Regions from separate parts of the Homo sapiens genome. Here region 1 is linked to region 2. A link is a loop called in an ENCODE intact Hi-C map of the cell type or tissue named here. Cell type or tissue: mammary epithelial cell. All regions are shown on one strand. Each heading gives the region's core, and the rest is flanking DNA. Links, peaks and the distances in the headings are about the cores only. Region 1 overlaps LOC105370346 (a long non-coding RNA gene). Region 2 has its middle 220 kb from the start of LINC00460.

Region 1 (10,655 bases), core at 1,804-9,803, 320 kb before region 2:
GTCTTCACAGTGTATTTAGTGGGCACGCAGATTACCCTCTCACCAAATGTGAGGGGCTGCGCTGTGCCACCCAACATTCCTGTGTTCAAGTCCTGATCCCCAGTACCTCAAATGACTATTTGGAGAGAGGGACTTCACTGAGCTAATCAAGTGAAAATGAAATCACTGGAGTAGATCCTAATCCAATATGACATGTTCTTATGAGAACAGGAGATCAGGACATAGGCACATATAGAGGAAAGACGGTGTGAAGACACAGGGAGAGGACGGCTGTCTCCAGGCCAAGGAGAGAGGCCTGGAATAGCTTCTTCCCTCACAGTCTTCGGATGAACCCTGCTGACACCTTGATCTTGGACTTCTAGCCTCATGTACTGTGAGAAAATACTTTTCCGTTGTTTCAACCATGCAGTTGATGACACTTCATTATGTCAGCCCCAGCAAAACAAAACACACTAAATATCTCCCTTAATCAATTATTGCTCTTAAAGAAATTCTTAGAATCCTTGCCACCTGCTTTGCATAACATACAAAGCCATGTGTTTCAGGTGGTATAAGGAAAACTGTGTGCTTCAGTGGAAAGCCATTCATTATATAAAGCAGGAGTTGGCAAACTTCACCTGAAAAGGCCAGATAGTAAAGATATTAGGCGTGTGTGCCATGTGGTCCTCGGCTGTGACTCCTTGGTTCTGTTGTGGCGACGGGAGGCAGCCGTAGACCATAAGTAAACAAATGGGTGTGTTCCAATAAAAATTTACTCACAGAAACAGGTGGGGGCCAGATTTGCAGACACCTGGTGGAGAGCACACCATTCTGGGTTATCTGGTTCCCAGCTTTCCATTCCTTTGAACTCTTCTATGACTCTATAATTTATAGATGACCAACAGCAATGCAAAATGTTGTCTGAAGACATGAAAAATAAATTCTGCCTGGTAGATGCACACATTCAATGGACTTGCCACCCCAGCCGGGGAAGAAGCTGGTTTCCTTCATCTGCACGTTTGTTTCTATATTCCTGATGCAAAATTGCGTCTGTCCTTTGTATTCTTCTTGAAACTGGTTGTTGCATCTTACCATTTTCTCATTAATGAGTTAAGTAAAATCTTTACTGTGTATTCATTGTTGTATCTGTACAAGAGTCAAGATTCTATCCATTTTTGGAACATTTTCCTTTAACACTGGATCAAGAGATTATGTTATCTGGGCAGATTAAAACATTAGCTGTATTGTGGCTGGGCATGGTGGCTCATGCCTGTAATCCCAGCACTTTGGGAGGCCAAGGCAGGAAGATCACTTGAGGCCAGGAGTTTGAGACCAGCCTGGCCAACATGGTGAAATCCCATCTCTACTAAAAATACAAAAAATTAGACGGCACAGTTGTGCGCACTTGTAATCCCAGCTACTCAGGAGGCGGAGGCAGGAGAATTGCTTGAACCTGGGAAGGTGGAGGTTGTAGTGAACCAATATCACACCACTGCATTCCAGCCTGGGCAACAGAGTGAGACTCCATCTCAGAAAACAAACAAACAAACAAAAACAACAAAACATTAGCTGTATTGTGGTACAAAAACACAGAAGTCCCAGTGCCTGAGGCTGTGAATGCAAACTAGAATGGCGAGGCTATTTCTGTGTCCTGGGCTGACGGGTGCCTCCCCAGGACTTGGGCAGTCAACTAGGGTAGCAGAGGATAAGAAGAAAGGTTTGGAATTAAACATCTTGATTTGCGTTTCAGACCCGTAATTTAATGGTTTGTGACCTTGAGCATATCTCATAAACTTTGCAGTCCTAAGTGTTCTCGCTGTAAAATGGAGAGAGGAGTACATACATCACAAGGGCTCCTAGGATTCAGATGAGACCGTAAATCTGAAAGATTTTCACAGTGCACAGCCCATTCTCAGAGCACGGTAATGTGTTGGCTAATTAAACGTAAGCAGCTGTTACGATGAAGGCAATAATAAGGACATGTAGAAAGTTTGAGAGGTTATGTGAAATGGCAACAAAAAAAACGTCACTCCATTCTTAAGTTTGTCCTGTGGCAGCATTGCATTCTTAGAGAGAAAGGTAAACAGTAAGTGGAACCATGGCCAAGAGTATAACTCTCTAACTCTTTCATATCTCTCAACCAAACAACAGCCAGCAATTTCCTTGAACATTTTCTGCCAGTGATTCAGATTTCCAAATTTTATGATAAACAGGTAACAAAGACTCATAGTCATGAAGCTATTCGCACAAAGGTTTAAGATTGGAGACAGGCCGTGCTGCTGCTGGGTCCAGACAGCCTGAGAAGTTTCTGAGTACAAGGGTCAGATGACAACATTAGGCTGAAACAACACAGCTTAACAGGCCAGGAGTTCTGTCTTCTTGAGGATCGCTTTATATTTCCTAGCATAGATCTATGCATGCACCGCATCTCAAAACATGTTATGTGCCAGGTACTTACATTTTGTACGTTTTTCTGAAGAAATTGTTAAATACTTTTATTTATTTATGCATTGGTTTTAGACATGGGGGTCTCACTATGTTGCCCAGGCTGGCCTCAAACTCCTGGGCTCAGGGATACTCCTGCCTCAGCCTCCTGAGTAGCTGGGATTACAGGAACATGCCACCATGCTCAGCTAATAATTTTACTTTTTTAATGATTCGTTCAAATTATGTCTCGAAATGTTTGCACACATCAAAATCAAAACCTCACAAATTCAACAAATATGCAATGAGCTGTGACTATGCCGGCTCCTAAGCCAGGAGCATGAAAAATACAAGAATGAAGATGGCTTAGTCAATCACAAAGTGGTTTTCACGTCTCAGAGGAGGTAGGCAAGGATCCCCATAATTAGAACCCAGGGAGGGTGACGTGGGGCCTCCACTGGGCTGGCACTCCTGGGATAACATCCACCAGCTTCTAACAAGTTGCCAGGTTGGTGAAAGTCTCTACCCTAGAAGAAACACCAGTGCAGGTCCCCTCAGGAGGGGCGATCGGAGGGAGGGAGGGAGGACAAGGAAGGCTTGCTGTAGCTCCTCTGTGATTAGCATCACAGGTGAGTCATGCCGAGGAGGGAGGGGGCTCCATTTCTGGGGTCTGTGCTTAACTCATGCCATGAAGATAATATGCTTTTTTTTCCCTCTCACTGTGAAAGAAGCTCACAGCTGGCATTGTGCTGCAGAGGCCAAGTGGTATGATACCTCAGCTCAGATAAGGATAAGGAACCAGTTACACGTTCGCCGGGAGGGTCAGTTAACTCAGCAAGTGCCCAAACTCTCACAACCCTGCCTGGCTGGGGACAGTGTTTGTCAAATCCTTTAGACTGCAACCCAGCTAGGTTACACGGTTACCTAGCATGCACCCACGTGCACACACACACACACACACACACCACACACACACCACACCACACACACACACCACACAACTAAAGCAAAACTTCATGAAAAATTTACTATTATCATACATGATGTAATCTGATGTTTTGTATATATTTTTGTTCCCTTCCAGTTTTAAAAACAACCTGCCTCATTACATTTATTTCACTACTTTCCTCAATTTCCAATAGGTCAAAATCCATAGTGTGAATGAATAACACTGGCAGTGGAATTTTAAGATCCTCAAAAGGAGTTCAGTGTACTATGGGTGTTAAAGCCATTGACGCAGTTCACAAGCGAGAAGACATTCTTGCATCCGCAGGGTTATAGTTCTTAAAATCTTGCCTCAGAATGAGTTCAAGTTTCTAAGTCTGTGCCTCAGTTTCCTCATCTGCAGAATGGAGAAACTAGCAGTATCAATCTCCTCGTGCTGTCATGATGGTTATATGGTTGCATATAAGTAAAGTGCTTAAAACAGCACTGTCTGAAATAAGATTGTTTGCTTTTGTTGCATTTGTTATTGTTGATGCATTTACATACAGCAGATTCAGTGAATGGTAAAGATAGTTTTTTTTTTTTTAACAATTATTTAATTTTAAAAAAGTCATAACCAAGGATGATAGCATTTGCTTCCTCTCACTTCTCCTTTCAGGGTAGCGCATCAAAATTGCAATTCCAGGCCAGGCGTGAGCCACCGTAATCCCAGCACTTTGGGAGGCCGAGGCAGGCAGATCTCCCGAGGTCACGAGTTGGAGATCAGTCTGGCCAACATGGTAAAACCCCATCTCTACTAAAAATACAAAAATTAGCCAGGTGCAGTGGCAGGTGCCTGTAATCCCAGCTACTCCGGAGGCTGAGGCAGGAGAATTGCTTGCCCCCGGGAGGTGGAGGTTGCAGTGAGCCGAGATCATGCCACTGCACTCCAGCCTGGAAGAAAAGACCGAGACTCCGTCTCAAAACAAAAAAAAAAAAAAAAAAAGAAAAAAAATTGCAATGCCAATGCATAAGAGCAAATTAGCAGCCCCCATAGGGTTTGTCTTAATAATAATTACTGAGTTACAACTGACAACAGTTCCAAATAATTTATTATGGGTACAATATGCCAATAAAAAGAATATTGGCAAACATTTATAGAAACTACAATTTCCATTTCTGCCGTGAAGACCTTCCCAAAGGCTCTGGCCGGCTCTGTTCTGTTGAACTGGACTTCTAGCAGCGGGCGTGGGAAACTCACTCCAGGACGGCGCAGCTTCTCTCAGCCCTGATGGGGAGACGGGGTCTGGGCCTGCGCTTCAACTGCAGCCCCGCAGGATTCACGACTGCCTAGGGCTGCTGGAGGACCAGGTGGGTTAGCCCACCCCAAACCTGTGTCCCAGTGCCTGAGGCTGTGAATGCAAACTTGCCCAAGAGGTTTCCTGGGAAAGGATTGTCGGAAAACCAGACAGAGACAAGGCTTATCAGCCTGACTCAATGCCAAATGCCAGGGTCAGCAGGGACACCTGATGCACGAGGGCACACACACTGCTGGCCACTCCGCCCTCAGCTCTGGCCTGGCCCTCAGCCCTCACATGCTGCCGTCAGAGGCCTGAGCAAGGTACTGAAATGGAGGAAATGTACACATTGAAGAGCAGTCTCACTGCCATCTCTGCTGTGCGGTGAGAGCACACGACTTCAATTCAGAAAACATTTCAGCGTGCTGCCACAAGCCGGGCCTGTGTCCCACCAGCTCCCTTCAAAAAGCACGGCTCAGCCCAGCTTTCCATGCTGGGGGCTGACTTCAGGCCACAGCCACAGTGCCATGGCCCTTGGTAGGCATGTCACTAGGGTGGGGACTTCAGAGGACACTGGGTCACTCCTTACGGACCGGAAGCTGGATAACACCCAGTTAGCTGGAGCAGCAGAGGAGGAAAATGGTGACCACCTCCTTGTAGTCAAGAGGAATTTGTTGAACACACGTAAGACCTTCCTAGAGAACTTTTACACTGATTAAGGGGAATTTAAAGGTGCTTAAAAGGGAGGTAGACGGGCTAGGGAAATTCCAGTCATGAGTGTAAACAGGAGCCTGTTCTACCCACAGCTTAGGAGGACCTGGGAAATGTGAGCCACCTTTACCATCACACATGGCAGGGTTTGGAACCTGGAACCCCTGATGGCTTTGTGGATATTATTCAGAGATTTGCAAACCCAGACAGATTAAAAAAAAAAAAAGAAGCAAAACTACACACAAAAGCAAGAACAAAAGTAAAAAGACTGCGTCATTATTTCTTCCAACCTCTAATTGAGATTTAGCATTTTCTTCCTTTGGGAACATAAGCACTTTCATATTCAGCCACTGCATCTGTATTTCCTCTCACAGCTTCTTTTGCAGGAATGACTTCATTCTACCACCCTTTGCTGCCATATCAGGACGTCGGGAAGCAAAGAGACGTGTCGGCTTGATCAGCACACAGGTCATTCCTAGAGAGATCAGCTCAGTCACCGAGCAGGCAGGAACAGGCACTCTGGAGGGGAGAGGCAGGCCCAGGAGGATGAGTCAAGGCAGGGATTGAAACTGCAGGATGAGGGAGTCAGCGCCTGGGAACCCACAGGGCGGAGTTAGATAAGAAGAAATGCCCGCGGAATCTGCAGTTTAAATGGAGCCTGGGGTTTGTAAAGAGGAGTCAGGCGTTCTTTACCTTGTCAGTTCCGACTGCTTTGTGCACAGCTGACTCAGAGACCGGGTGGGGCTGCCCTCTTAGGTGAAACCAGACCGATTAGAAAGTCGGCTGGGCCCTGCAGATCCTGCCGGCCACACCCTCCCAGCATTAAGGGTATGCCTCATCTGTGAAACCAACTCTCCCCCGTGAAGGAGAAGTGACATGTCCATTTTAAAGAAAATCACTTCATGGTTGAGGAGGCATGATTTTTGCATGCAACAGAGGCAGTGTAGAAGAAGTTCTTAATCAACCTTTGTGCCAAGAAGCTCTTTAGCAGTCTGATGAAGCCCGTGGGCCCCTTCTAAGAATAATATTTTTAAACCCATAACATAAATACATCGGGCACCAAGGAAACCAGTTATATTGAAACAGCTATCAAAGGAAACCAAATATCTTGAAATACAGTTATCAAAATATTGAAGTAATTGTGATCTAGTACTACGTGTGCCTCTTGATTAACTCTTTAAGTAACAAGATCTAGTATAATTCAGAAGTACATTGTACTAACGGCAATGACATTTTAAGGCATTTGCCAAAACTGCAAGGTGTTGTGGGGACACTCGCATTTTCTGTTGGTGACCAAGGGGCATTTCATGTTATACCTTTATAGAAAGAACAACGTAGTTCCCTGTGTCTTGTGGAATAGTGTGATGATTACAGGGGGAGTTCCACTAGAAAGCAGCATTCATTGATGTTGCTGATGGACTTACGGGAGTCAAACATTCCATTTTTCAAATTAAGAGCTGTGATACTGGCTGGGACTGGTGGCTCATGCCTGTAATCCCAGCACTTTGGGAGGCCAAGGTGGATCACTTGAGGTCAGGAGTTCAAGACCAGCCTGGTCAACCTGGTGAAACTCCATCTCTACTAAAAATACAGAAATTAGCTGGGCGTGGTGGTGGGCGCCTGTAATCCTGGCTACTCAGGAGGCTGAGGCAGGAGAATTGCTTGAACCTGGGAGACGGAGTTTGCAGTGAGCCGAGATCATGCCACTGCACCATTGCACTCCAGCCTGGGTGACAGAGCAAGACTCCACCTAAAAAAAAAAAAAAAAAAAGAGCTGTGATATTAAAAATGGCTTGGATGCACTGTTTTGGCTCAGAGAAGGGGCTTTGGAGTCAGGCCGACTGCTGTCATCCTAGCTCTTCCCTCTGCCCCCTCTGTGACCAGAGCTAAGTTCCTTTACTTCCATGAGCCTCAGTTTTCTCTTCAGTGGTAAGAGCACCGCTCACAGAGCTGTCGTGAGGCACACATGAGACCATGCTCCGAGGTGCTTGGCACATGCTGAGTACTCAATATGTCTCAGCTGTTGTATTTTGTGTTATTTAGATGCAACATACACAGGCTTCAATGAGCAAGAGGAATCCAATGGGATCCTAATCTGCTTAAAACACTCGTGTGGGCGTTTCCACAAATGGACCTAACCACACTCTCCCTTACTGTCCCTAGCAGGGGCATCAGTTAGGGTGAGCACAGGCCTTAGGAAACAGGAGATACAGGTCAAGAAGGAACAGAGAGCAGGAAAGGATCCTCACTAAATATCGGAGACCCTGTCGGGGCTGGCTTGGCTGTGAATCCCAGGAGAGGTGAATCATTTGGGGTCAGAGCACAAGGCGAAATGGAGGAGACACTGCAGCCAGCACTGGCATCACTGGAAGAGAAGTTTTATTTTTCAGTAAAAATATTTTCTCTAGAATTAGGAAACAGGATGCTGGTAAGGATAATGCACTAATTATTTCTTTTCTTTTTCGCTTTAATATATTCAAAGCAAAAAGTGCTTCAGAGTTTCTTCAAATAAGAAAAAGTTGGGCATGAAGTGTAGGGAATAAACCATCCCCACTCTCTGGGTGGCCAAGGTGGGAGGATCACCTGAGGTCAGGAGTTTGAGACCAGCCTGGCCAACATGGTGAAACCCTATCTCTACTAAAAACACAAAACTTAGCCAGGCATTGTGGCACGCGCCTGTCGTCCCAGCTATTTGGGAGGCCGAGGTAAGAGAATTGCTCGAACCTGGGAAGCGGAAGTTGCAGTGAGCCGAGATTGCGCTACTGCACTCCAGCCTGGGCGAGAGTGAGATCTTGACTCAAAAAAACAAAACAAACAACAAACAAAAAACAAAACAAAACAAAACAAAAAAGCGGAGTAAGGAATAAACCAAATAGGTGCCCCCTGCATTTCAGCGCTTTTGCTTTCTCATGCTTATGAGATTAAATCATCTAAAAACAAGTAGTGTTAACGGGGGTAACACAGCATGGGGATTTTCTGTTTCTTTTTATTGCTGCTATTGTAGTCAATAAGATTTTATTTAGACCCGAATAAAGCACCTAGTAATTCTGGAGGCCTGGTATAAAAGACACTTTTCAAAATTGAACTTCCTCTTCCCCCTGGAACCTTCTCCTTGGAATTTCCCTGTTTCTCCCAAGGCCCAGCTATGATCTCCCCGCTCTTCCCTTCAAGTGATCAAAACAAAACTAGATGTCAAACCAACCAACAAACCGAAATTTATTTTTGGCGTGCTCAGGGTTTCCAAAACAGAAGAGAAATCCCTGTTTGTTCATAGACTCTGCTGCTCCTGTCTTCACTTACCAAGAGAAACAGGCTGGAGAGTGCGCCTTCACCTTCAAAAGCAACACTGCTCTTGGCATCTTTTGCTTTTCGCTTTGTATTCTTCAGACTGTTAGCAAAATGGAGAGCTGAGGAACCAAGGCCTGGCTTTGATCGCTGTCAGAGTCGACACAGGACAAGCCCTCGCCCTGCCCCCTAGCAGCTCCTTATCACTCCCAATTATTAGCCCGTCACCTCCCCTCTCCCCGGGTGCCGTGTGTCTGCAGGAGTCACTGGGAGAGGTAATGGAGGCTTTCACCAGCTCTGTGTGCGCAACGCCAGGGCCGGCTTCCATGCTGTTATGAACAGTAGCAGTTGCTATCAAGGTGATTTCTCGACAGCAAAGGAATCTCATGTTGTGGCCCTGCCCTCACCATGGCTGGTGCCAAGCAAGGGCTGAACTGTTCCTTGCAGGCAGATTTCAAGGAAGGCGTCGACACCTTTCATGTGCCGATGAGGACAAATCCCTGTGCCCAGATTAGATTTCCAGAAACACCTGTGAATCTTGCCCACACACCTGCAAGAAGCTGGTGTTTCTCTCTATGGAATTGTGACGATGACCTGCCTCCTCCATTGTACGTTAATAAAAAGCAGCAAAAGTGCCATTCATACAGGCGGCAGTTTTCTAAAGAAAGAGGGAGCTTTCGAAGTGCACGGTGGTGTCTCCCAGGCAACACATGAAAGGAAGATTGCTAAGAATCATGTCAATAGTTGTTAGAGTTTTTTTCTTTTTTAAAAAACAACTCACCTACACTTTTTAGTCTAAAATATATTTTGTCTTGTATCCCAAACTACAAAAAAGTCAACATGATTATTTCAGACATAGATTTACAGGAAAGATTGAGGCAACCATATCTAAGATGGAGACACAGGATGGTGAGTTTCCAACTCGTATAGAAGGGTCAGGTCTGAACTCCTGAACTTCTCATATGCTCCTGCCACATTCCCCTGTCCTTGGAGGCAGGAGTTTCAGGGATGGCTGGCCCCACCAGGGCCCCCCACACCACCTGTCTCCCAGTTCCCCTCTCTGATTTGTTTTTGTTACTTGCCAGTGTTAACTGCAGTCTCTTTTTCACAGAGTTGGCTGTGCTGCCCAGGCTGGGGTTGCCGATGGTCCGCTCTGTGCCAGCTGGCAGACTGGCCGGCTGGCTCGGCAGAGCAAAGTGCTAATTGAAAGGCGCCCTCATCACCCAAGGCTCTCAGTCGTCTCCTTGGAATGGCTGGTGCTTCTGACAATCTTATCAGCCAAGGCTGTGGCCCACATTGGTGAACCGGGGACATGCAAACCCCCAGCTTCACTTTGGCAAGAGAGGCCTGGCATTTGCTGCAATGCCAGGAGGTTGGCATGTGCCTGAGGCCACTGCAAATCTGGCATTTTCACTTACGATCCAATTCCGATCACTTCCCGGGTCAAGGAAAACACTTCGGTTGTAATCTCTGCCTTTTCAATGAATCATTTACTGAGGCAGCTGGGTTTGTCTACTTAGATAATTTAGGGGAAAGTTAAAAGAAGTTCTCCATACATGACTTGTTGGCTTCCAACTCTCCTTTGACTTCTAAAAGAATAGCTTTCAGCAGCCTGTAAAAGGGAAAGGTTGAAGGTAGCCACCACCCCCCACCCCCGAGGGAAGATGCCATCCATGCAAAGGGCAGGTCAGAGAGGTTACTGGAGATAATGGAATTTCAAAAACATTGTAAAGGAGCTGTCAGGCCGGGGCACGCTGAGAGGGGAATGAGCTTCGGCTCCCAGCAATTTGATGTCCAGGAGTAATGAAATGATGAGTCTATTTCACACAATGGACCTGTCAAGAAAGATAGTGTCGCTTTAGAGGACGCTTAGAAAGCTCTTCTTAGTGGCCTTCAAAGTATCAATTTTCAGGTGCTAAGTGGTAATTAAAGCTAGCAAGTTATAGTAGCATTCAGTGAAATTAGATCATGTCAAAGACAACAGAAAGGGTCAAGATTCCTGTTCATTCCCATGAAGGGAACATTCCAACCAAG
Region 2 (10,655 bases), core at 1,340-9,339:
ACGGCCCTTTGAATTGGGACCGGAATACCTTCTTAGAGAAAATGAGGTGAGAAGATGTATTCATCAGCTCTGACTTCACAGACATTTGGATAAGACATAGTCTAATCCGGACTATAAAGTTGTGATTTCATATAATAAGTTTGCAAAAGAAAAAAAAAGAGTATGAATTTCCAAGGATTAATTTTCATTGACTTCATAAAAGAAAGACCCTCTGAATGAAAGGGATTCCTGGATCAAAAAAATAAATTCAATTATTTCTTCAACCTCTAATGACAGTACTTTTCTGTAATTTTAAAAATACTTTGGGTGAATGTTCCTTTTTGCTTCAATACCAAAGTGACGGCAGGGTGCAGGGATTGTCCGTGGAGAAACAAGTGTCACTTTGTTACATTTTCCATGCCTCAGTAATTCCAGGTGAGCCGTTCCTAAGGTTATAAAATCCCTTCTCTGGTATCATTGCATATTGATATTGCACCAGCCCCAAACTATGTCTTTCCAATTGCTTAGCTTTTAACTTATCATTTGACATTGAAAGGTACTCTACACTATAATTTGCCTTTTTCTCCTGCCTCATAGCACTGCCTCTCAACTGATACAGAGCCAAAGAGCATATTTCAAATAAACTTAGAGAAACGTACAGTAAAACAACACACAAAATTAGTCTATCTGAATATTAAAGAGAAAATTCTATGTTAAGTATTTTTAGAACTTCACCGCAATACAATTTACAATTACAATAGATAAACGATTGTACCTCACAAAGTAACTTGGTATATATTAGAAGAGCTAGCATACTTAGTGCAGAAAACTTACCACAAGAAATGTATTTTATTTTCTTGTGAGAAAAGAATTAATAATAGCATAGCTTGTGTCACTGGTAACTTATTTTGTATTTTACGTATGTGAAGTTTCAGGGGAAAAAATGAAGGAAAATTTAAATTTCAAACTTTATTTTAGAATGGATTGTAAATTACGTTATACTGTCAATAAGTCAGGGTTTTTTTTTTTTTTTTTTTTTGTATTACAGTTTCTGTTAGCCTATCATTTTTAAAGAAACTTCAAGCAAATAGCATTTGGAACTAATACATAAATCTGTCAGTATATTCAAAAGTGCTATAGTGTTTTAAAGAGAAAAGCATTGTTCTTAACTTGCCTGATATAGCAATGAAAGTAGGCCAGGCTGATTTCGGGCAGGTTTCCACAGCGGCAAGTCGTGTCACTAATGCTAAAAGCCCTTCACTTACATTTTCAGAAAAAAAAAATTATAGAATTAAATATCTTTGAACCAGCAAGACTGCTCATTACAGGAAGTTACTATTTTGATCAGGCTGTTGGTTTCTGAAGTCTCTTGGCAACAATACAAAAATAGCTTTCTCTTGTTAATAAAGAACAATCTGCAAAAACAAATTAGAAATGTGTTAAGAACAAAATAAACAGGCATTTATTTTTTAAACTTGGGGGCCCCTAAATTTCGCAGACTTCTGGAATCTGGGGAGCTCCACCCAACTGCTACACATTTTATTGCCCTGTTATAGGTTTGGCATGAGAGGAATAATTTTCCAACTGTTGGAACAATGTGAATTCACATTTTTCCAGAAGGAAAAAAAAACCCTCTATCTTACATATTAAATTCCACATAGAGAAACAGTGTCTGTATCACTCTTCCCATTTTATGATGGAATTTGAGAACTAAGGGAAAAATTATATATATGAAAATGGTATATCTAAGTGTAGTTAAAACCTACATCTGGTAAAAGAATTTTTAAATCAGTGTAGAAAAGCCAATTCACAGAGCAAAGCTTCCATGTTGTGAAATTTCACTTGTAACAGTCACTTGAGGCCAATCACCTGGGATTTGTTGAAATAACTCCTGTCTAGTTCTTACTGTTACATATTATACAGTAAGAGAGATTGCTGCTAAAGAGAGGTTGGTATAAGTCTGGCTAAGAAACAGTTCTTTGAATACTTGCTTAGTCTAATAATTTATTCTAGGTGATTAGAAATTCATATTGACTCAATTGCCACTGCAACCAACACACCTATTTGGGTGGGGTGGGAAGAGATTGATGTTCTAGCTTTTTTAAAAGTATGAAATAGCAAATTTTCATATTTATATAAAAGGATGATATTTTAAAAACATGTAACAGAAAGTGATTATTCCATGTTTTTCCCCTACTCTGTGGAATGGGTGAAAAAAAAATGTAGAGCTGTTCATAAGATCTGAAGGAGCTAATTTTCTCAATTGGAATTAATCGTGGCGTTAGGTACCACAGCTACAGCAGGGGATATTTTGCTCTCCTAAATTTAAGGCATGGTACTGGAGCGAAATGAGAAGAGTACAGACAGAGGAGATGAATGGTTCATTTACTGGTCAGTTGGTAATATCATCACACCAAGATGCACAAAACATGCAGGTGTTTGCTCTTGTGAAAGAATCAGTGCCAGTAAGAATAGTGTCTATGCATTTTGGACGGTTCTTATCTCTTTTGCTCAGACACTAACTAGTCAAGCTCCCTTTTATTATAACCATCGTGTTCCCATCCAGAGATGACATGCTTGCTGGAATGTCAACCTAGAGAGCTGTGTTTTTTCTGGCTTGACGTCCCCGTTTCCTGACGTCTGGATCTGTGCTGGTCCCACAGCTGTTCCTTTGCTCTCACTGTTCCCTCTCCCTGGTTTCCATCTGCCCCCAGTGCTGACTTTACCTCCCCTTTGTCCCTGACTGTTACCCGCTGTCCACCAACTGCCTGCTGTTGCGCCTGTCTGGTGGAGAAGGTTCCTTCTTAGTCCTCATGCGCACAGCCCTGGCTCCAGCGCCCCTCCCAGGTCGACAAGAAGAGCTTGGCTAGGGGTCATTGCAGCAGCGACACAGCCGGTTTGGAACAGGGCTGCATTTCCAGGCTCTCTGATGCACACCGTGACAGGTCCCAGAACTAAAAGGCAAATGAAGGTAGAGGAGGTTCATGCGCTTTTTGACTTCTGTCTCTGGAGAGGCAGGTAAAGCCAATATTATAGCGCTGAGAACTAAACCCTCCCAAGAGGCTGTCTAGTCCAGCCCTTGGCTTTCAGCTGGGTGAGGCTTCATTACACCCGAGAGGCACCCAGGGCCTCGAGAGGTTAAGTGATCCAAATCTCACAGCTAATGAACAGTGGAGGGCTGTGTGTGTAGGTGCGTGTGTGTTTGTGTGAATGTGACACAGACTAGAGCGTTGGTTGCTTTCTTTTAGAGTAGATTTTTTTTTCATTTGGAGAAATGTGAAAAACACGGAAAAATGACAATAATGTAACAATCAGCTATATTCTCACCACCCACATTTAAAACTGAATACCTTATGTAATATTTGCTGCTTTTTTTTTCTGCTTATATTTTTTCAAAGCTACACGGGAAAGGTATATGTGTGTGCTTTTCCTATGAGAAAAAGGAGGCACAAAAAAGGAAAACAAATGCATTTATTCTTTTAACAAAAGGGCAGAAAGGAGAAAGGAAGTAAACCTTGTAGATAAAGCCAAGCTCCTTTTGACCACCATTACAATATTATTCCTCTCCTTCTTTTCCTCTTGAGAACAAAACAACAATCAATTTGAGTTTGATGAGAATTTTTTCAATATTACCTGTGCACTGATATCCATAAACAGTGTGCACTGTCGTCTTAAATGTGTTTCAATGTCACGTGTGATGGGTCATCCTGACACTTGACTTCTTCACTTACCATCATTGGATGAGACAAAACACACAGCCCTTTAGTTTGGTGGGTTTTTTTTGTTTCGTTTTGTTTTGTTTTGTTTTTGAGATGGAGTCTCGCTCTGTCGCCCAGGCTGGAATGCAGTGGCGTGATCTCGGCTCACTGCAAGCCCCGCCTCCCAGGTTTAAGCAATTCTCCTGCCTCAGACTCCCGAATAGGTGGGACTACAGGCGCCCACCACCACGCCCGGCTAATTTTTTGTATATTTAGTAGAGACGAGGTTTCACCGTGTTAGCCAGGATAGTCTCAATCTCCTGACCTTGTGATCTGCCCGCCTCAGCCTTCCAAAGTACTGGGATTACAGGCGTGAGCCACCCCCCACGGCCTAGTTTGGTCTTTTTCACCATCATGCAGTGAGACATGGTGTGCACAATCCGCATGTTTTCTGGATAGTCCCTTCTGAAATGTTCATTTATGATTTTGGCTCTTCCAGAGGACATCACGGTAAATAATCTCGTGCATTTTCCAAGTGTTTCCCTCGTGTTTCCTGATCATTGATCATGCGCATTTTCAACTGTCCTAAATATTGCCAAATTGCTGTCCAGAGTGGCTATGACTAATACATCCCTGCCAGTTTGCCTGGGGGCTTCTGTTTCCCTAAATCCTTCCCAGCACTCAACAATGTTACTTGTTTTAATTTTTCCAGAGCTGACCAAAATATAGCTCATCCGTTTCCAGTGCAAGTAAAAGGTGAGAGGCTAGGTGGGTGTTTAGAACATTTCAGTGTATGTGGAACTATGACTGTGCAGAGACCCTGGGAGGTGGTCTGACCCAACTCTGCCACATGCGGGGGGCTCTATTTCACCACTGCTGCCTCCTTGGCACTGCTTTTTGAGGCACATTGATAATTTAGCTACTCTGTGTTAAAGATAGCGATGTAGACTGACTGATTAGCCTGATGTAAAAAAAAAAAAAAAAAAAAGCGTTTGGCAAATACAACCCTATGTGGTCCATATTTGAATATTTTTTCACAAGTCAACTGCTTGATTATATAGCTAAGAAAAACAAAGGCCAGAGATTTTACATGGCTTATCCAAGCTCTCTTCTCTTTAGGAAAATAAATTTCAGGAAGGTTGAACAATTGGCAGAGAAACACTGAAATAAAAATCAATGACATTGATGGGGCTTGGCCTCAGGGGGCCTTCCGCTGGTTTTTACCTATGGCCTGTATCTCTCAGTAGTTCCAGTTTCTGCTAATGACGTCCACTTGTAAGGAGGACAGAGCCTGGATTATAGGAGACGCTAGATACATATTGCCCAAATTGACAAATGAGTCAAAATGGGGAGCATATCAAAATCTATGTGGTGTGTGCATGTATTGAAAACATGTCCCAGAAAATCAAAATATTGTGCCTCCCAAAGAATCATACACCTACCCTCATCCTCCACTTTTTCCTCTCTTCCCTTTCCCAGGACCTATATGAGAGTATTAATTGCAGACTGACCCCAATAACGACAGAGTTTGAATAAGAAATATAGTAGTGTAGTAGGTTCACTGATTCTATGAAAAAATATGAAGCAACAAAACAGGGCACATGTGGTATAAACAGCATGGGATATGGGTGGATAGACCATTTGTTTAAAGTTTACGGCAGATATCATCACTGTAATACACAATATATCATGGGACAAGTTATATTAGGCTTTATGTAAATAGAGGCAATGATATGGGAACAATGGCTTTTAAAATTTACCAATAGGGCACAATCTAGAATATTAAGCAAAAATTAGTCCAAACTTTGGTTGTATAAAATTGAAGAGAGGTAATTTTGATAGGGATAAATGCTAAACTATTGATAAAAAAAATACAGAAATATTTTTTAGGTGAGATGTTGTGGTCTAAGGGTACTGTTTGTGAGAATAGATGGCTGCTTTCATTCAGAAAGGCAACATGGCGTTAAAGGTAGTTATTTCGTGAGGCCTAGCAGAATAGGTTACACTGAGACCAGAAAATACATTAAGTGAGTATCAGCTTAATAAGCAATGAATAGACAGAAGAAGACGCCCTGAGGAAAAGAGGTGCACTGTGAGCTTGAGAACCAGACCATACTGCAAGTCACCATCCCTCCGTGTTCTCCAAGGAAGGAGATGATGCACTTTCTTAACTCCTGTAATTTCTGTGGCTGTGACTCACTGGGCTGGTGTAAGAGAACAAGTATTTACACCGCTGTTCTCAATCAGTAGTCAAGCTTTGAAAAGGAAATAAGGAATAACTTTCCCATATTTGGAGGTAACAAGTGTAGCAAGATGGCACAATCCCTCCCTCTCAAAGGAGCTATGAGGTTTTACTAATAGTGGCTATTACTCATCCAGAGGCCAGCGCCTCTGCCAGCACAGGGTCCCCTTATACTTTACTGGAGAATTTTAGTTTTTATCATAGAGCATTGATGTGTCACATTAAAAATGTTTACAAAGCATTTTATAATCATTATTTACTGCCTTACATAGCAACCCCACGCTGCAGTTCAGTCCTGCCTTTTAAACAGCATGAACCACCTACTCACACATAGGACCCAACTCCAGAAGGCTCCTCTTGACATTTTTGGCTGAACTATCATTTAATCTGGATCAAAGTTAAATTTTAAAAGTTGCTGTGGTCAAAGAAAAAAGGATAGATAATTTAGCTTTCTTTTGTGCTTTTAGGATTACGATGATAGCAGATTTGTAAGAAAAGAAAATTCCTTTAAAATTAAAGGTCATGTCTTTGACTCTGTCAATTTCTCTTTGTTCAAAAATGAATAAGAAGATATTAAAGAAAAATATACAAGCACAAAAGGAGTCATTAAAATTTATTTTCCAAGCTATTTGTTGAATATAGTGTAGAAATGAGTCAGGAACAGGACATTTTTTACACTAAAGGGATTAAACAGAAAGACCAAAGCTAGTTTGTGCCTTTTAAATCAAATTGTTTTCAATGTCTGCAATGTAGACTGCATTTATGACTTGACATTTATTAAAAATAGCATCAGTTAATTTTTCAATTTTTAAGGAATTCAATAAAGTAATGTCTTAGTTATGCTTGAAAGTTATGTTGGAGGCTAGACCGTGGAAGAAATGTATTAGGTTAATTTAAATTTTGGTTGATATTAATTCATATCTTAAAGAAAAAACAGTTCTTGTGATTCCAGTGAACATGAGAAATAGTCTATGAAACAGAATTCTGGGAGAACTGCTACATGACTTGAGTCATTTTAAGCTAGACGGACTCAACATTCAGGAATATCCCTTGGGGAATTTCCTGAAATTGACAATGAGTAAGACACCCTAGGAGAATCCTTTTCCATTTTGGAGGTGATTTCCCATGCTCCCTGTCTTATTTTTCTGTCTTCTGATTGAAATAGAAACCCCGACATGTGTCTACCACCAAACCACCCTGAACGTGCCCAATCTCATCTGATCTCACAAGCTAAGCAGGGTCGGGCCTCGTTAGTACTTGGATGGGAAAAATTCCAGCAAGTACTCGTTTTGTTGGTGCATATGTTATGATACGTGTGCACCAGTTACACAATAAAATAGTATTTGTAAAAAAGTATAAGCAGAGAGGAGTATGCGGTTGTTACTCAAAAGTAAATTATCAAGTAGACAAGTTAATTAGCAACTGATTCAAGGAATTTTTTGGATAATATTGTATTTCATTTGAATAAGGATGCATCTTAAAATCTACTGGTATACCTCTTTTTCCAAAATTGAAGTGAAAGTAGTAATACAATATGGAGCTTTGGAATTTATTCTGAAGGATACTGTAGCTTATGAGTGGTCATGGAGCTGATTAAATAAATGTTGTTTAAGCAATTACTCCCAGAGTGAACACAGTTTCTCCCATTCGGGGCATTTCCCTTACAACTTCTATTGTATTTCTTTGAATTTTGGAAATCACAACTGGCCTTGTATGCATTGTCGTTATGGTATCTCCCAAGAGATAGCAGCATTCCTACAGGGTTTAAGTGGAACTGATGCATTTATGTGCGTTTATTTATTTGCTCCAAGACATGATGTTTCCCCATTACTATGGTCAGAACTAGGAACGGAGCCTGAGAATTTGTGTCTAGGCCTTTATTCTAACTAACAACAACACTCGATCCCACTACAAAAAAAAAAAAAAAGTAATCTGCCATGTCAGAAAAAAAAAAGGGCCTTCAGCTCCAGTAAATTGCAGGGTTATACTTTAAAAGAAAAAAAAAAAGGAAAGAAAAGAAAAAAAAAAGTAAGGCAACTTTCATTTGAAAGGTTTAGGATTCTAGCAGGACATACTGCTTTTATATCTTTGAGTACTGCTCAAAGATTTCTGCTGAAGTACCATGCAATTTTCTCTAAGTGCATAGAGAACTCACATTCAAGCTTTTCTCTTCCTCTTTCGCCCTTTCATCCTGCAGTGTGCATTAGTGGAAAGGGCAGTGTTCTTTCCAGAGGAGAAGGAAGTTGATCTAGGAGAGGGTGAGCTGAGCCTGGGCTCCAGGCAGCCAGTGCTCTCTGCTGCCCTGGAATTGTGCCCCCTCTTTATAATGGGTTGAAATACTCACATTTTGGCAGTGGGTTGTGTTTGTGTGTGTTGTCACATTGCTATCGGGCCTTACTTATTTGAGCATGGAAAATGTTTCCTGCAAATAGTTTTACATAATTTCTTTTTCTGATGCTATGAAGGTTAGGATTCCTGTATGATCTATTTTTATAGTGAGACAAAGTTCTTCAAGAATTTTGATCTCTTCCTAGTCTTCAGCTTTTGGAGTTCATCAAATGCAAATCATTTTCAGCAGGTTAGTGCTTGTCTGACTCAGCCTTTGTTTTTGTACCTAGGTATTTTGTTCTTGTTGTGTTAGGCTATAGTTTAGAGATGGAGTAACTCAGTAGCGTTTTCTGCACTATTTTGAAATATATATGTATTTTTGAAATAGATGTGTGTGATTTCTACTTTGTATACAGTCATTGCTGAAAGATGGTTGTTTTGATTTTTGCCAGTGTAGCATGAGCCAAAACATATTCTCAATAATACGTAATATCATTTATGGTAATATCAAAAAGGCAATGACATACATATCTAATGTATTACTTGAACTGTTGAATTTTTTTTACCTGAGTTACCCAGTGGATCAGTTCAGCAACAATGACAGTAAGTCACTCTTAATGTCAGAGACTCAGAACTCAGTTCTCAGGATGCTCTTCTCTTCTGTCTTCATTTATCCCCTCTGTGGCCACAGCCCATCTCTTGGCACTGCTTGCTGTTTATATGCAGAGGACTCCCAAGTTTATATCCCCAGCTCAGAACTCACTTTGGAATTACAGACTCATATTCAGCTGCCTCCGATATCTCTACATAAAAGTCTAAGAGACAATGAATTCTTAGCAAATCCAACTTCTGCTCTGTTTCCAAAATGTGCTCCCCTGCAGACTCCCTCATCTTTGTCAGTGCTGACTCTGACCTTCCAGTTGCTCCGGGCAAAAAATTAGATTCATCCTTGACTCTTTCTTCTCTTTCCCTCGCATGCTGCATTCAACCAATGAGGAGGCACCGCTGGCTTTGCTTCCGCAGCTCTCCAGAAACGCTTCTCAGCACCTGTCCTTCTCCTGCCCCAGTCTGAGCCCCCACAATGCTTCACCTGGATTGCTACAAGGGACTCCTCGCCACCTCCCGAGATCTGCTCTTGTTCCTACCATCTCATTGCAACCCACAGCCAAAATTATTCCTCCAACACACAGGTGGGGTTATGATGTCATGCCTCTGTTCAAACCCTTGCAATGGCTCTTCTTTGGAGACGGTAATAAAAGCCACAGTGGGTACAGGATTCCCCAGGACACTTCAGGATCCGACTCTCCACAGCCTGTGCCTGGTCTCACTTCCTGCAACTCCTCACTACTTTTCCACATGGTCTTACCTGAAGTTTTCAGAATGATAGAATGATACCTGTTCCTGCCCAATGCCTTTTGCATTGACTACTCCCTCTTCCTGGAAATATTCCTATGGCCAATTCCCTCCCTTTCATCGTCTATGCTCAAAGTGTCTTTCACCATGAAGACTTTCCTAAATTCCTCTTTAAATTGCACCCCTCAGCCTCACATTCTCCACTACCTTGCCTTACATTCTTTTTTCCTCACAACCGTCTAGTATATCATTAGCTCATTTATTATTTTGTGAGTGTTGTTGACTTTATCTCAGTCCTTCTTTCCCGTGAAAGATTCTCCAGTGCAGGGATCATTGTCTGTTTTATTCTGATGTATCCCAGGCACCTAGAACAGTGCAGGAATACAAAAGATGCGTAGTAGATATTTCTTGAAAGAATGAAATCTTATAGGTATGTAAAGTCAAATAAGTTCTACAAAAAAAACAAACAAACTCATCCCTTAAGGTGCTCAGTAAACTAAGGGAGGGAGAAGGAAACACAAATGAAAGACTACAAGGGTTCAAACCCACAGAACATCTCATTAAACAAAAAGCACTAAGGGTCCTGAAATAATAAGGGCAGCATCTAGAAAAAATGTATTCACGAACGACCATACACAGTATTTAACTCACTGCTCTCCATTTGCAGGTGATGAAGGTTTACTCAGGCCAGACAGCAGCTAGTTCCCTGAGAACACCTTTTATGTGGCCCAATGCAAACACTGCTAAAGGGAGTGGCTGAGCAACCTTCTTCCTCTCTGGCTCTACTACCTCTGAGCCTTTGTCCAAGCTGTTCCTTCTGCTTAGACACCTGTCTTAGTCCGTTTTCACTGTTATAAAGACATTTCTGAGACTGGGTAATTTATAAAGAGAGGAGATTTAATTGACTCACAGTTCTGCATGGCTGTAGAGGCCTCAGGAAACTTACAATCATGGTGGAAGGGGAAGTAGGCATGTCTTACAAGGCAGCAGGCAAGAGAAAGGTGTAAGCTAAGGGGGAAAAGCCCCTTATAAAACCATCAAATCTTGTGAGATCT

Evidence for each region. Hi-C counts contacts between places; a loop is a spot of excess contacts. Peaks named below come from ENCODE experiments on the same cell type or tissue, not always from the same donor. Only the 100,000 strongest peaks of a DNase experiment are listed, where the experiment ranks them.
Region 1: a loop joins it to region 2, with 7 times the contacts of the local background. A loop is called at or near these places in 3 of 110 quality-filtered maps.

What each region holds. Positions count from the first base shown.
Region 1 is chr13:106,467,563-106,478,217 of GRCh38, reverse strand. LOC105370346 (a long non-coding RNA gene) reads left to right here. Exons shown (of 2, transcript XR_002957491.2): 2 at 4,007-6,471. Among named protein-coding and RNA genes, the nearest start is that of EFNB2, 63 kb to the left of the region's middle. RefSeq lists enhancers at 4,281-4,968, 5,246-6,445 and a silencer at 5,783-6,077. In mammary epithelial cell, for the core only: no CTCF peak of the experiment used is centred there; DNase peaks (open chromatin) are centred at 5,387 and 5,977; H3K27ac peaks cover 2,841 bases.
Region 2 is chr13:106,151,934-106,162,588 of GRCh38, reverse strand. It overlaps the pseudogene RNA5SP38. Among named protein-coding and RNA genes, the nearest start is that of LINC00460, 220 kb to the left of the region's middle. In mammary epithelial cell, for the core only: no CTCF peak of the experiment used is centred there; DNase peaks (open chromatin) are centred at 5,908 and 6,978; H3K27ac peaks cover 5,074 bases.